2 separate regions of the Homo sapiens genome follow, and region 2 is linked to region 1. The links are chromatin loops, found by intact Hi-C in ENCODE. Cell type or tissue: GM12878. All regions are shown on one strand. Links, peaks and the distances in the headings refer to the core of each region. The heading gives the core; the rest is flanking DNA.

Region 1 (2,902 bases), core at 198-2,697:
GGGGTTACCAGAGGCTGGAGGAGGGAAATGGGGAGTTAGTATTTAATGGATAGAGTTTCAGTTTTACAAGATAAAAAATGTTCTGGAAATTCCTTACACAACAATGTGAATATACTTTTTTTCTTGAGACAGAGTCTCGCGCTGTTGCCCAGGCTGGAGTGCAGTGGCACCATCTTGGCTCACTGCAACGTCCATCTCCTGGGTTCAAGCAATTCTCCTGCCTCAGCCTCCCGAGTAGCTGGGATTACAGACACCCACCATCATACCCAGCTAATTTTTTTTTTTTTTTTGGTAGAGACAGGGTTTCACCATGTTGGCCAGGCTGGTCTTGAACTCCTGACCTCAGGTGATCCACCCACCTCGGCCTCCCAAAGTGCTGGGGTTACAGACATGAGCGAACGTGCCTGGCCAATGTGAATATACTTAACACTACTGAACTACTTTTTTATATTTTTTTTTTTTGAGATAGAGTCTCACCCTACCACCCACACTGGAGTACAGTGGTGCGATTTCAGCTCACTGCAGCCTTGACTTCCCTGGCCAAAGCAATCCTCCTGCTTCAGCCTCCCGAGTAGCTGGGATGCACCACCACACCTGGCTAACTTTTTTGTTGTTTTTTTTTAAAGACGGATCTCACTCAGTCTCCCAGGCTGAGTGCAGTGGTGCAATCTCAGCTCACTGCAACCTCCACCTTCTGGGTTCAAGCAATTCTTGTGCCTCAACTTCCCCAGTAGCTGAGACTACAGGCAAGCACCAGCACACTGGCTAATTTTTGTATTTTAAATAGAGATGGGATCTCACCATGTTGCCCAGGCTGATCTCAAACTCCTGGCCTCAAGCGATCCTCCTGCCTCGCCCTACCAAAGTGCTGGGGTTACAGGCATGAGTCACCACACCTGGTCAACTGTACACTCAAAATGGTTAAAATGGTAAATTTCATAGTGTTTATTCTACCACAACAAAAATGAATAAGTAGGGCTTTTTCAAGTGCTAGGGTTGCGGCGGGTCTTCAGGAAGGAGGTGGAGGTGGGCGCGTGGCAGATGGCTAGGATGGTCCCCAGAAGTGGCCAGGCCTCAGTCCAGAGCAAACGCGCTTCCCGAGCTCTCCTACTGGTTGGATCCCTGGCTCTTCATCCTTTTTGGCGTGATGGTGTTTTTGTTTGTGTGTCTTTTGCCATGACTAGTTTATGGATGCCCAAATTAAAAAGTCAGCTTCTAGAGTGAATTCTGAAAATGACTGCAGACTTCTTCAATAAAGAGCACAGCCAGGACTGTGCCACAGAAGAATTTCAAATCTCTAAGGGACGTGCCTTTCATTTTACACTTCCTGTTACTCATTTGGAGAACTCCATTATGTGAGTAAGAACTCACTTGTTCCTAGCTAAGTTCTTAAAACTAGATTCTTTGGTTCACATTTAAAAACTTTCAACTGGGCGTGGTGGCTCATGCCTATAATCCTAGCATTTTGGGAGGTCAAGGCAGGTGGATCATTAGAGGTCAGGAGTTCAAGACCAGACTGGCCAACATGGTGAAACCCTGTCTCTACTAAAAAAATACAAAAAAATTTAGCTGGGCGTGGTGGCCCACACCTGTAGTCCCAGCTACTCAGGAGGCTGAGGCAGGAGAATTGCTTGGACCTGGGAGGTGGAGGTCGCAGTGAGCCGAGATCATGCCACTGCCCTCCAGCCTGGGCAACAGAGTGAGACTCTGTCTCAAAAACAAACCAACAAAAAAAGTTTTTATGGCTGGGTGCAGTGATTCACACTATAATCCCAGAACTTTGAGAGGCTGAGGCAGGAGAATTGCTTGAGACCAGGAGTTCAAGACCAGCCTAAGCAACATAGTGAGACCCTGTCCCTACAAAAGAAAAAAAAAAAATTAAAAAGCAACAAGGCATGGTGGCGTGCACCTGTAGTCCCAGGTACTCGGGAGGCTGAGGCCGGAGGATCACTTAAGCCCAGGACCTTCAGGCCGCAGTGAGCTGTGATCATGCCCCTGCACTCCAGGCTGGGCAACAGAGTAAGGCGTCGTCTCAAAAAGAAAACAACAAAAATACACAATTTTTTCAAATATCCGATAGCTTTACAGGGGCTGAATATAAAAGTATTTGCACTTAAAAATAAAAAAGCCACTCCAAAGTAGCCCAGGGACTTTGCTGTCCCCAGGATGGGCAGAACGGACAAGTGGGTGTCGCCCTGGGTGCCTGGCAAACCTGGAACCAGTTCTCCCACATATCTTGGTGCTGGGGCAGACTACCCTCGGTCTGGAAGGGGGCCCACTTTGTCTCCATAAATCACCAGGCAGAAACAGCTCTGGGCACCTGTCACATGAGATTAAATTTAGATAATGGGGCCCTTGGGAGGCATGGGGCTGATGCCACGCAGGAGGCCAAGGAGCTCAAGGGTGTTCTTCGTGTTCCGCTGTGTCAGAGGCCGACGGAGGGTTTCAGGAGTATAGATGCTGTCACTGCACATTTGCAGATGGGGCAGAGCAAGGGATGCTGGGCCTGAGTTGAGAGCCCTGAGGACTGGATGTGGCCAAATGGACAGACAGAGCAGCTTCTTGTCCATGAAGTCTTTTTAAACAATTATTTTTAACTTTTTTGGAGACAAGGTCTTGCTCTGTGCCCCAGGCTGGAGTGCAGTGGCGCCATTATAGCTCACTGCAGCCTCCTGCTCCTGGGCTCGAGTGATCCTCCCACCTCAGTCTCCAGAGTAGCTGGGACCACAGGTGCACACCACCACGCCTGGCTAATTTTTTTTTATTTTTTGTAGAAATAGAGTGTCTCCTGGCCGGCCGCGGTGGCTCACACCTGTAATCCCAGCACTTTGGGAGGCCGAGGTGGGCGGATCACTTGAGCTCAGGAGTTCGAGACCAGCCTGGGCAACATGGCAAAGCCCTA
Region 2 (2,902 bases), core at 231-2,730, 590 kb before region 1:
AACCCATTTTTTTGCAGGATTCCTTTTATTTTTAAATAAATTCTCTTAGTTTTTTTTTCCATCTAAGACTATTTCACACTCATTCCTGAAGCCTGTTTTCTCTGAGTGTAGAATTCTGTGTTGATAATTGTTTTCTTTCAGCATTTTAAAAATGTATCCCTTCCTTCCACCCTCCACGGTCTCTCATGAGAAATTTGCAGTCACTCAGATCATTCTTCTCCTAGAAGTACAAGTGGAGCGTCCCTTATCTGAAATGCTTAGGACCAGAAGCATTTTAAATTTCTGATTTTTTCAGATTTTGGAATATTTGCATTATACTCACCAGTTCAGCATCCCAAATCTGAAAATTTGAAATCCCAAGTGCTCCAGTGAACACTTTGGGCGTCATGTCAGCGCTCAAAAGGTTTTGGATTTTGGAGCATTTTGGATTTTTGGTTTTCCGATTTGGGATGCTCAAGCTGTAATACATGTTTTATCCCTGGCTGCTTTCAAATCTTTGTCTTTAGCTTTCAGCAGTTTGATTATGGTGCATCTGAGGGTGGATTTCTTCGTGTGTGTGTTTTGTTTTGTTTTGTTTTGTTTTGTTTGAGACAGAGTCTTGCTCTGTCACTAGCTGGAGTACAGTGGCACGATCATAGGTCACTGCACCCTTGAACTCCTGGGCTCCAGTGATCCTCCCTCCTCAGCCTCCTGAGTAGCTGGGGCTACAGGCGTGCACCACCACGCCTAGCTAATTTTTAAATTGTTTGTAGAGACAGCATCTCACTGTGTTGCCCAGGCTGGTTTTGAACTCCTGGCCTCAAGGGATCCTCCTGCTTCAGCCACCCAAAGTGCTGGGATCACAGTTGTGAGCCACCCCACCTGGCCCAATTTCTTTGTATTTATCCCGTTTTTGTTTTGCTAAACTTAAATCTGTAGTTTTGTATCTTTCACCAAATTTAAGAAGTTTTCAGGCATTCTTTTCTTCTAGTACTTTTTCTGCCCCACGCCCTGTCTCCTCTCTTCCTGGGACTCCAGGGTTAGACCCTGTGTATTCTCTCATAGGTTCTGAGGCTCTGGTCCTTTCTTCCTCCAGGTTTTTTTTTTCTTGCTCTTGTTTGGATTGGGTGATTTCTGTTGCTCTGTCTTCAAGGTCCCTGATGATTTCCTTCGTCATCTCCATTATGCTGTTGAGCCCATCCATTGAATTGCTAGATTTTGGTTATTATACTTTTCTTTTCTGAGTTTTGCTTTTTGTCATTCTTCTTATCATCTGTTCCTTTGCTAAGATTTTCCCTATTTCTGTTCATGGTAAGAGTGTTTCCCCTTAGTTGTAGGAGCATTTTTATAATAGTCCTTTTTCAGATAATTCCAACATCTGTGGTACGGTGACACTGGCACCTGTTGATTGTCTTTTCCCAGGTAAATTGAGGTGTTCCTGGTTTTTGTATGTGAAGTAATTTTAGCTTTTGGATCCTCCTATCATGTTAGGCAGTCTGTGCCATGTGTAAATGCTGTGAATCATGTTGATACTTTTACCTTAGCAGGCCTTGACCCGGTGGGTGCAGGCCACAAGCTCCAAGCAGCCTTCTGTGGGTTGTGGTTTCAGTGTCAGCTCCCAGTTCCCCTTTCAAAGCCTTCGCTGTGCTGTTTGAACCTGCCCCACGTGTGTGCCCCGCACCCCACCCCGGTCTCCCCTGAGGTTCATTTTCAAAGCTTGGGTGTGTTCAGAGTCAGATCTACCACACACAGCCCAGGAGCCCCCCAGCAACTTCATCGGGTCACCTTTTTGAGCTCCTCCCTCTTCTGTGATGTCCCTGATACTTGCAGTTCTTTGGGCCTCTGCTTTCTGGTCCCCTAGCTAGAAAGTTGAGGCTTTAGTTACACGATGTGCCATACTTCCTGCAATCGCACGCGCATCTGGAGCCAAGCAGTGGGAGGACAGAAGGGAAAAAAACTCAGCGAGGGTCCCCTCCCGCTCGTGATCACAGTCCTCCAGTGGAGAGGAGGCTTCATGGCCCTCAGGATTATAGGCAGCTGTTGCCCCAGGATTGCTTGAGACTGGAGAGCAAGAGAACAGAGAAAAGAAGAAAGCTGGAATTCCCCCTTCTCTTTCTGAGCATCAGAAGACCCCCTTCCTGCTCCGAAGCCAGAACCAAGGGCTTCTCCTGGAGCACTGTGTCCAGGGCAGTGCCCACTTTGGATTCCGGGCTGACCTGAGTCCAGGCGGGGGATTGTGGAGGAGAAGCCGACACACTTGTTGCTGGTGGGTGGCACCTTGAGCACTGCCGCTCGTGCCCGCCTGCCTGCTGCTCTGCGCTTCTCTGCAGCCTCAGAGGGCTGCTTCATGCCTCTGCCGAGGTCAGAGCTGCAGGCAGAGGGAGAGACAGGGCCTAGTGTCTGTCCGTCCTCCCAGGCCTGGAGCCGCCCTTGTCTTGAGACGCTTACTTCTCAGTCGATGAGTCTGATGCGCCTGCCAGTGGGGAAGCGGTCACACGGGGGGTTCCCGTGAGCAGGCCTTTGCTGACAGGAGTTTCTGTTTGACTTTTCAGGAGACCCCAACCAAAGAGCTGGGGCCCTGTGGAGGAGAGGCGTGCGGCCCGGACCTGAGCGGCCCAGCCCCAGCCTCAGGCTCTCCCTACCTGAGCAGGTGCATCAACTCCGAAAGCTCCACCGACGAAGAAGGTATTTCACGTCATTGTCTAGTTTTAAAGGAAACTGAAAAATTGAGTAATGTAAAGGTTTTTTGAGGGTAACTTCCCATGTTGCTTTAATGACGCCCCCTGACATGGGCACAGAACTGCCATCTGCCAGCCGGGCCGGGCTGTGTCTTCCGACCTGCAGGGCGCACCTGCCCAGAGGCTCCCCCTCTCCCTCATCACGCAGTGATAAAAAGGGTGGGGTTTTATTTTTTATTTCTAGG

The links. Hi-C counts contacts between places; a loop is a spot of excess contacts. Peaks named below come from ENCODE experiments on the same cell type or tissue, not always from the same donor. Only the 100,000 strongest peaks of a DNase experiment are listed, where the experiment ranks them.
Region 2: a loop joins it to region 1, with 6 times the contacts of the local background. A loop is called at or near these places in 1 of 110 quality-filtered maps.

Annotation. Positions count from the first base shown.
Region 1 is chr7:98,795,008-98,797,909 of GRCh38, forward strand. No RefSeq gene overlaps it. Among named protein-coding and RNA genes, the nearest start is that of TMEM130, 74 kb to the right of the region's middle. RefSeq lists an enhancer at 1,403-1,462. In GM12878, for the core only: no CTCF peak of the experiment used is centred there; a DNase peak (open chromatin) is centred at 1,304; H3K27ac peaks cover 1,789 bases.
Region 2 is chr7:98,201,043-98,203,944 of GRCh38, forward strand. It overlaps LMTK2 (lemur tyrosine kinase 2), which reads left to right. Exons shown (of 14, transcript NM_014916.4): 12 at 2,532-2,664; 13 at 2,902. Among named protein-coding and RNA genes, the nearest start is that of BHLHA15, 8.9 kb to the right of the region's middle. RefSeq lists an enhancer at 2,551-2,730. In GM12878, for the core only: no CTCF peak of the experiment used is centred there; DNase peaks (open chromatin) are centred at 1,599 and 2,464; H3K4me3 peaks cover 930 bases; H3K27ac peaks cover 1,516 bases.